Regions from separate parts of the Mus musculus genome. Here region 2 is linked to region 1. A link is a loop called in an ENCODE intact Hi-C map of the cell type or tissue named here. Cell type or tissue: heart. All regions are shown on one strand.

Region 1 (5,000 bases):
GGAGGAGGAGGAGGAGGAGGAAGAGGAGGAGGAGGAGGAGGAAGAAAGAAGAAGAAAGAAGAACAGGCTGGCCTCAACCTAACAGAGATCCACCTACCTCTGTCGTGAGTGCTGGGATTAAAGGTGTGCACACCCAGCTCCAAACTATGCTCTATCTCTTGTTGAGACAGGTCTTGCAGCCCTTGGAAATTTGCTCAGTAAACTAGGCTGGCTGGCCAGTGACCCTGGGGCTCCATTGATTCTGCCTTACTTGAGCTGGGATTACACGCACACAACAGGACTCCAGGACCCCACTCTGCCTTTTTTTGTTGTTTTGTTTTGTTTTTTCTTTTTTAAAGATTTATTTAATATATGTGAGTACATTGTTGCTGTCTTCAGACACACCAGAAGAGGGCACCGGATCTCATTACATACAGATGGTTGTGAGCCACCATGTGGTTGCTGGGAATTGAACTCAGGACCTCTGGAAGAGCAATCAGTCCTCTTAACCACTGAGCCATCTCTTCAGCCCCCCCACTCTGCCATTTTATTTTATTTTATTTTATTTTATTTTATTTTATTTTATTTTATTTTATTTTATTTTATTTATGTGGGTTTTAGGGATCCAACTCAGGTATCTGACTTGCAAGGCAAACACTTTTTCAATCCCCAGGGTTCACTTCAATTTTTTTTTAGAGATCAGAAGTGATTTTACCTTTATTTCCTTCACTTTAAGCCAATCATTAAATTTCGCCGTTATTTCTGGGGTAGGGCAGAAGGAAGGCATCATTCAGCATGATGGAGGCCGTGGCCCGGCTGGCCTCACTGGGGAAGCTGGAGGAGCACGGACTGCCTTGCTGGCAGGTAGGTGATGTCCCCAGAGCGGCAGAGCTGGTATGCAATGTCCTCAGCAGCTTCCAGCTTGCATAGCTCAATCAGGCCATAGCCTGCTGTGGCCAGCGAGTTGTCGATCAGCTCAGCTGCCTTGGAGTCACCCTCAGCAGAGATGATGGCCGCCTTCTGCTGCTACAAATCTGGCTCTCTCAGCGTCCTGCTGAGCCACCTGTTTGGCTTCTACTGCCTCTGTGAACTCCTTCTCAAAGATCAGATGTGTCAGGGACACGTCATCCAGGATGAGCCCAAATGTTGCTGCTTGCTCTGTGAGGTCATCGCTCACTTGCCTGGAGATAGCTCTCGCTGGGTAATCAATTCTCCAGCATCAAATCAAGCCACCACTGACATGAGGATCTCCGTGGTGATAAGACAGCAGCACCTGCTCATCATAGTCCTGGCTGATGTTGGTGTAGATACGAGGAAGCTGGCTGGCCACCGGAAGAGGATGAGCAGTGTGACGTTGACGTTGTGCAGATCTTTGCTACTAGTGATGGTACGTTCCGTGGTCGAGAGCAGCTGTCAAAGAAAATTGGCTTCTGTACCCAAGGGATGAGAAAGTGAGTCCCTTCCCCTACCACAATGTCCTGTACTCCATGAAATTGGTCAAAGATGACAGCTCTGTGTCCAGCATCCACATTCTATAAAGCAGAGTTCACGCCTCCTGTAACTGCTAGCACCAAGCTGACCTTTCCATGGACCGAAACACGAGCAGCTCCTTCTGTTGCTTCCACTCACACCTGGCTTTCACTCTGACCTCCACAGGAACCCTCACTTCAAAACTCTAAAGCAGTAAACTTTTGTGAAGTGCTTTTATCATTTTACACAGAGAACTTCAATATATGAAGCTGAGTCCTTTGACACTAGTTTTACATTTCTTCTGTTAAGATAAATCTATTTGTGTAGAATGTCTTTTCTTGAATTTTTACTTCATCCATGACTAAGGTTGAGTCTCTTTTCATATGACTTGTTTTTTTTTTCCTATGACATGTTTTATTTTGTTTTTTGTTAAGTGCTTATAATGCATTTTTAACTAGGTTTTCTTCATTACTTTTTCTGGATGTCAGTCCATATAGATGCATACTGTATAGATGTACAGATGGTTAGACTGTACCACCGTGCCAGGCTCATGTCATAATGAATGTAAAAATTAAAAGCAAAATGAGGTTGTAGTTCAGTGGTAGAGTGTTTACCTACTAGCATAAAATTCAGGGTTCCACTCACGGTTTGTAAGCCTGCAAGCCAGTTTTCTCAGAATTCTAAAACTGTTGCCCGAAGTGCTGCTCTCCCTTGCCGACCTCCTCCAGTCACTGATTCAGACAGCCCTTTCTGGTGTACTTTCTCCACTGTCCTAATTAGGAGAGCAACACTGGCAGCCTGGCGTTCCCACTTTTCCCGTTGTCTTTACTGCACGCATCACCAGACACCTTCCATGCCATGCAAACAAAATACTGATAAAAGACAAACGCCAGCCAAGGAAAATAGAAAACAAGTTATGGCACGTTTCGTCTGCCTGGGAGGCTCAAGGATCACACACGACCTTCCTAACCCACTCTAGATATAAAGATCAACTTTGTTAGGTAAGTCCCGGATGCAAGTCACTGAGGGAGGCTCTGGGTTCCAGGGGTGCTTCCAGTGACTGATGGGAGCAAAGTGAAAACTGATCGTGGGTTCTCCAGTAATGGAAAAAGTGTGCTCACTTTGCTTAGGTTAATACTCTTCTTATCACAGTAAGAAAGTGATTAACATCTACCATAAACCATCAGTAGACTTTACAACCTGACTTCAACTTCCAGTCTCCACCCAAGGATCCCTCCCGCAGGAAGGTTCTAACTAGACTTTGCTGGCACATTCTGCCCTCCCAGGGAGGAGTCAGCGGAAGGAAGCACTCTCCCGATGTTGACCTCCACTTGGGCAGAGACAGCGCTTCTGGACGTGGAGGGGTTTGCTTCCGGGGAACGATCATCTAAGCCGTGCGGCAAAATGAAAGTGGGTTCCGCCCAGCCGGAGCCCCACCTCTTTCCCTGCGGACAGTTTTGCGGGCGAAGTACGCGTGCCTTTGCCCGTGTTTGTCGCGAGCCCCGGTGGAGAGCGACATGGTCTCAGGAGCGCGGCTCCGGACGGAAGGCCGCTCGGCTGCGCGCGCCGGGGCGCCCCCTGCAGGCGATGCCCGAGGCTGAGGCTGGAGGAGCCGCGTGCGGACCGCACAGCCACAGCCAGGCCCAGCGCTGGGAGGGAGGCGTGGCGGAGAGCGGAGTCGCCTCCACCCCAGGCTTTACCGGGGCCAGCGAGCGGCCTTGGCAGGAGGGACCCAGGCAGGAAGCCCTGAGGGTAGTAGGGACGCCCTGTTGGAAAGCCTGACCAGCCTAAGCCGAGGGCAGGCCATGCCATCCGGGTTGGAGAGGAGTCAGGCAGGGTCCAGACTCTACATGCTGGTCCCAGTGACATAAAGTTAGTGCTTTAGCTTCAGCCTGACTTCCTCCTGAAGGACCCTGTGACCACTGCGATAGGCTAGAATTGTATATTGGTGGCCTGATATTGTGTATCAGGAAACTATTTACAAATAGACCCTGCCCCTTTTGTGTTAAAAAATCTTAGGCAATTCCAGCAAGTCAGAAATGAACATTTGACTTTGGTATTTGTTCTCTTCAATATTTTTTCTTTGTGTACAGGTTTTTAAAAATACTATAGTTGGGGCTGGAGAGATGGCTCAGCAGTTAAGAGCACTGGCTGCTCTTCCAGAGGCCCCAGGTTCAGTTCCCAGCACCCACACGGCAGCTCACAGCTGTCTCTAACTCCAGTTCCAGGGGATCTGGTTCTCTCCTACATGCAGGCTAAACTCCAATTCATATAAAAATAAATACATCTTTTTAAAAAAAATACTATAGTTAGTGCTCCATGGCTGTAGTCCCAAGTATTTAGGAGGGAGAAACAAGAGGTGTGTTGAGTTACAGGCCAGCCTGAGCTACGTGATAAAACCTTCACAAAATCCAAAGAATTACAACAATAAAATAGTCGACAATTTTGGATCACCTTTCAGTGACCAAAAGCTTTCTTTTTTGCTTAATAAGTTCTCTCTGTCTTGCTTAAATGAGAGAAAAATTCCACGGTTTTGCTGTGCTTTTGTGGTTCACACATTTTGCATTCATGTGATTTAATTTGAAGCCTTTGCAGTTTCCATTGCTATCAGCATTACAGGTCTGGTCTGGGGGGATAGGAAGGCAGTCTGGGGATTGAATCTGGGGCTTTGTGTAAGTACACATCTGCAGAGCCAACGTTGGGTGAGCCTACATCAGTGGCTCTCAACTTGTGGGCTGTGACCCCCTCTAGTGTTGAAAGATCCTTTCAGAGGGCCCACCTAAGACTATGAGAAAACACATATTTACATTTCAATTCATAACAATAGGAAAATTACAGTCATGGAGTGGTACTACCATAATTTTATGGTTGGGGGTCACCACAGCGTGAGGAACTGTATTAAAGGGTCACAGCATTAGGAAGGTTGAAAACCCGTGGATTAGATGCTGGGCTGCAGGCTGGTCCCTATCTATGAAGCTGTATCCCTAGCTGTATGGTGCTGACTCCTTGTCATTTCTGCCCTAAACGCACCTCAAGGTGATATAGATTTCACTATCTGGGCTGTGTCATAATGGACAGGTCACATGAATCTTAGGCGCACTGTTAGTGCTGATAGTCGATACTGAAAAAAAGTTCCTCTTGCAAACAATAAACCTACTAGGCCCACAGTGTTTTGGACAGAGAAGCCCTCGAGTAATTGAGAATCGTGTTTGTCTTTATGTCTAACTTAGCTATATGACAGGGTTCCTCCTGGGAGCCAGTACTGACTGTTCATTTCCAGGCCACCTTGTTGGCCGGGGACTTTTTTAACGTGCAGCCTGCACACCTCAGGACCTTTGCTTTGCCAGGGCCATCCACGCGCCTCTATCACACCTGGCACTCAGCTTCCCAGCTAAAGGCACTCATGGCTTCCCTCACGTGCATCTGGAACGGGATGTCTGCACTACTGGACTGTGTGCAGGTCCTGTATAACCAGGCCCCTGCTGGTGTTAGTCTCTCCTGTAAAGACCCTGCTTTCTCAAAGATGGTCCAGCCTCAGCAGCATCCCTGCC
Region 2 (5,000 bases), 73 kb before region 1:
ATCATCAAATATCTGAGACCAGCCTGCCTTATATAGAAATCTTACCCACCCCCAAAACAGCCATGACTAAGTGTCTGCTCAGAAATGCCAACACACAACCAGGCTGTGGTGGCTCGTGCCTTTAATCCCAGCACTTGGGAGGCAGAGGCAGGCAGATTTCTGAGTTTGAGGCCAGCCTGGTCTACAGAGTGAGTTCAAGGTCAGCCTGGTCTACACAGAGAAACCCTGTCTCAAAAAAAAAAAAAAAAGAGAAAGAGAGAGAGAGAGAGAGAGAGAGAGAGAGAGAGAGAGAGAGAGATGCCAACACACTGCAGGCCTCAGGGAGTACGAGTGCCACTTACTAAGCTAACAGGCAAATGCGCCTGAGAGGTTCTTTGCGCTTGTTGATGGAGAAGCACCAGCGCCTCAGAAGGTGTCTCCCCTCCTCCCTAGAATTGGCTTTGTTTGAAACAGGGTCTCACTATGTAATTCAAGCAGGCTAAAAGTAATGATAGCATTAATGCCTCTCTTCCCCGCTATCAGGATGTGAGGCAGCATACCCAGCAAGTGTTTGGGTTTTCATCTTCGGGATGAGTTACCTAATTGCCTTGGGCCTCAATGAAAAGTGTGCACATAGACAAAGTTCATCCCAAAACTAAGAAGCAAGGCCTATGGCTGTGCCCCAGGACAATAAACAATAGCAAGAACAGAAGTGGCTTCCTGTGTGCCACTTCCTTCCTCAGGCCCTCCGCCTGCTACCCCAGGGTCTGCAGGGCCCACAGAATTAGTGCCATTGTGCTTTGTCTGGTGTGAGGCTGGAACAGCTGAAGGCTGAGGGGAAATCCCATGTGCACTTGGAGAAGATTCCCACGAGTCGCACTGTCTTGCTGTGTTGGGGTAGCCAGGCACATCCAACTTCCACCAGAACTCCAGACGCTTCAGCTCTCCTTCCGGGAGTTGTTGTCAGTCCCCCAGTGCTGCCTCAAGCCTGAGCACACCTAGCAAGACCTGTGCACAGAAACATTCCCAGAGCCCTGGACTTAGGGGTTTCTATTTTTCTTGGGGTTTTTTTATTTAGAAGGCTATTTTATGTGTGTGTTTGTAGGTATGTGCATTCCTGGTGACAGCTGAGGTCCCCAGAGAGAGTTAGATCCCCGGGAACTAGGGAGCACTGAGCAGTGTGAGCCACCGTGTGGGTTCCGAGATTTGAACTCTGATCCTCACGGGTAAGCCCAATTCACGGTTGAGCACGGAGCCTTCCTTAGAGCCCACACACTGTCTTCAAAGTAAGTGGTGCTCTGGAGAGCACCGCAAACCAGAAGGGTTTCTTTTCCTCTCATCTGTTTATCTGGGAGAATGGACAGTGATGACCTTGAATGCTCATCCCAGTCCTGTACCAACAGAGCAACCTCTCCTAACACTCTGCACCTGCCAACAGCGTGGTGAGAGGCAGCAGGGGAGGGGGGGGTGTGTCTCCTGGGTCAGCTTTCATGTGAAGAGAGATCGCCTCTGTCCTCACTTAGGCCAGACCAGCCAGCAGCAGGGGAGAGCATGATAGGGAAGGACAGAATGGGAGAAGTGGAAAAAAGAGGGTTTCTGGGCAAGGGCAGGGCTGGAATGGGAGCATGCGCAGAGAGGACACTTACAGATGGACTTCCGGTACTCATGTACTGGAGCTATCCACAGGGCCAGTGGTAAGAACATGGCACACTGTAGTGATGCGTTGGTCACCAGGATGGCTCCCATGTAAGATACATTTGTTGAGTGTTGACTGTGGAGACGGGTGAGAGCTCACCTTTCTCAGGCAGGAATGACTGGGGCAACGCTTGCCAACCCTGGCTGCCCTTGAGGGTCCCATCAGGAATCATTCTCTACCCAAGGAGTTCATTGATGTCATGTTAGTCGCACAAGTCTAGACGACCTTGGAACAGCAGCTCAGTTCATAAAGCAAAGTTCAGTGTTGGCTTCAACTTCACTCGACGTCCTAGGTGTGGCCCTGGGAGAGTCAGCATGTGACCTTAGAAGGGTGGATGTCTAGGCAACTGAACCCTGACGCTGGATGCAATCTGGAACTCTGAAAAGGCATAAAGGCCCAGAGGGAAACAAACTGCCTCGTAAATATGTAAATCCATAGATTAGTGCTGCTTTCCCTGTTGGTCAAAGAGGCTTCTTTTGCATGGGGAGTGGTTAATGTATAGACTCCTTACTCTTCAAAAGGTTGAGAATGAGTATTGAGTGATAAGCCCCAAATGAGATATCTATATCAGACACACACGCACACGCATACGCACATGCACACAACTTACTGCTCAGGAGGTATAAAATGGCACAGAAACAATGTGAGAGATGGAGGCTGGGGAGGAGTGCTGTGGCAGCCTCTCTTCTAGACAGGTAAAGACCATTGCACTCATGAAACCCAGCCACTGCAGTTACTTCCACGAAAGCTCCACAAGGTGGAGCCCTTCAGCAGTCCAGCATGCAGGGAGCTATTGATTGTTTGGGAGACAGGAATCATTTTTCTTTAGGGGTGTAGAGAATGGGAAGTTGCCTAGGCTCTAATAGAATCCCACAAGCATGCACAAACAAGAAATCCCAATTAAACTCACTGGGATGTTCAAACACAGAAAATGAGGCCGGCAACGTGGCTTTATGGGACAAGACCCTTGCCACACAAGCCAGACAAGCAGAGTTTAATTCAGGGATCCCACAGGGTGGGAGAAGAGAACTGGATTCCTGCAAGTTATCTTGAACTCCACAGAGCCTCTGGCATACAGGCGCACATGCATGCGCACATGCATATACATACTCAGAGAGACAGAGTAGATAAATGTACATTTAAATAAGACTTGACAGAAGGAGAGTGTTTAGGATAGAGGTTTTGCGAAGACTTGGAGGAGCATGGGAGAGGGCATTGAGGAGTAAACATAATCAAGAATAGTTATAGACAACGTCAAGGATGAGGTTTAAACTTTGTAACAGTAGTAATTAAAAGTCTTTAATCCCAGCTCTTAGGAGGCAGGAGCAAGAGAATCTTGGTAAGTTCCAGGCTAGCCTGTGCTACCTAGCTGCTTCACACTGAGATCCAGTCACAACCAAAAACAAGAAAGACAGAAAGGGGGGAAATGAGATAGAGGAGAAATAAGTGAGCAGCTAGGACAAGGCTGCCCTCCAGCACCTCGCTAATCTTCACTGTCAATCACACCTCAGTTAACGTGTCTATGACGCCTGATCAGAGAGCAGACCCAGGAGCAGGACACACCAGTCAACTTTTATTGTAGAATTAAATAGCATTGTTAAGAAACTGCAAATCTGTTTCAAAATACACTTAGATAAGTAGAACATGAGTTTCTGTGAGCTTTATGGAGAATGACTGTGTTCTGGGTAGTGTCACTTCTCAGCAAGGCCATCATTAGCAGAAGCAGCAAAGAGACTGTGCACCCACTCACAGTTCCTAGTGAGCTTTGCATTGTAATCTGCCGCTGACAATGAATTTGTCGTGTCATCCCTTTGCAGGACACCCATTTTATTGCTGGACAGAAGCAAGCACTACCTTCTGCAGTAAGGTCATTACAGCTTCAAAGCAATTCCAGACTTCCAGGAAACATGTTCAGGCAAGCAGACCCTCCCTAGGCCAGACAGACTCATAGTGTACTGTGCTGTGATTGGTGGTCATAGTGCTCAGTCAGGATGATTGGCCATCAGGACAACATGGTTGCAGGACTGGACAATCTGAAGGGCTGACGTGGAGTACAAGGAGGGGAGGAGGGCTGCCTCATGCTCTTTCACATGAGACAACCCTGATGCAGTCCACAGAGCTACAGTCATCTCCTCTTGTTTCACATAGCTTGTGAGGTAGCCCACTTTGATCGGGAAATCCTATCATACCTGTGATACTCTGGAGCTTCAGTAGCCAGTGATCATCAAAGTGCAAAGATCCAAACAGCATCCTGGAAGATTCTCCTGGGAGCCCGGCAGAGCATCCCCATCAACAGGATCCAGTTTCCATGGTGTTGGGTACCACATAGCCTGCTGACAAGCATCTCACAAAGCAGACACCATGCTGTCTGCACCAGGAACTTCCGTTTCTACCTGAAATTGCATCTGGGCTTACAGTCAAGCAAAAAGTAACGAAGCTCACCTGAGTCAGAAACTTCACTTGGCATGTTTATCAGTTGGGTTCAAGTTCTGTGCCTCACTTTTTAAACTTTGTCTCTCACAGAAAATTGACAGTGTCCTCACAAACCTTACAACCTGTCCTCAGGCATCCTGAGGTAGGCAAGGCTGGCCAGCAGTGGGTGCACAGGGCTCTTAGGTCCATACTGGTTCCCAGCTAGAAAATCCCATCTTAACCTGTTAGCAAATATACCACCTAACAAAATCAACTTCCAGTTGCTATGAACTCCTAATATACTGTTCTACTCTGAAATAAGGTTCATTAATAGAGACATATCAGTGTCTTCCTCTAGACTCTGTGAATGGGCACATATGCCATTCACACACACCAGAGAACATACATGACACAGATGTAACATATGTGACATAGGTTGAACATATACATAGATATCTACACCATCCTACATATATACATATACAAAACTCAAATATACACAGAATCTACACACACACACACACACACACACACACACACACACACACACACACTGATGAAAGTGTGTGGGATTCAGCTAGTCACAAATCTGTGACAGTCACCATGCTGCTCAGGGAGGTGACATGGCTGCAGTCCTGCAACAAGAACAAAGGAAATATGGGTAAGGCATGGAAAACTCCTTTTTGAAAGAACACATACTTTACATAGTATACTAAAAGAGAGACTCATGTGACCCAGGCTAGACCACATAACCTAGGTAGCCCAGGAGGATCCTGAACTCATTCTCCTGCCACTGGCTACCAGTGCTGGGTTATGGGCAAGCACCAGGACAGATTTTAGGAGTGCTAGGAACTGACCCAGGGCCTTGGGCTTGAAACAGGAGCATTCTCCCAAACGAGCCACGTCCCCACAC

What was found. A loop is a pair of places that touch in the nucleus more often than their neighbours do. Peaks named below come from ENCODE experiments on the same cell type or tissue, not always from the same donor. Only the 100,000 strongest peaks of a DNase experiment are listed, where the experiment ranks them.
Region 2: a loop joins it to region 1, with 11 times the contacts of the local background. A loop is called at or near these places in 28 of 42 quality-filtered maps.

What each region holds. Positions count from the first base shown.
Region 1 is chr6:85,935,022-85,940,021 of GRCm38, reverse strand. It overlaps the pseudogene Gm7542. Among named protein-coding and RNA genes, the nearest start is that of Tprkb, 22 kb to the right of the region's middle. In heart, a CTCF peak has its summit at 3,001 (motif pointing left); a DNase peak (open chromatin) is centred at 2,911; H3K4me3 peaks cover 1,336 bases; H3K27ac peaks cover 1,524 bases.
Region 2 is chr6:86,007,582-86,012,581 of GRCm38, reverse strand. It overlaps Gm33319 (a long non-coding RNA gene), which reads left to right and starts at 4,673. Exons shown (of 5, transcript XR_003956459.1): 1 at 4,673-5,000. 4930553P18Rik (RIKEN cDNA 4930553P18 gene) reads right to left here. Exons shown (of 2, transcript NR_155305.1): 2 at 3,229-4,722. In heart, a CTCF peak has its summit at 2,424 (motif pointing right); no DNase peak of the experiment used is centred here.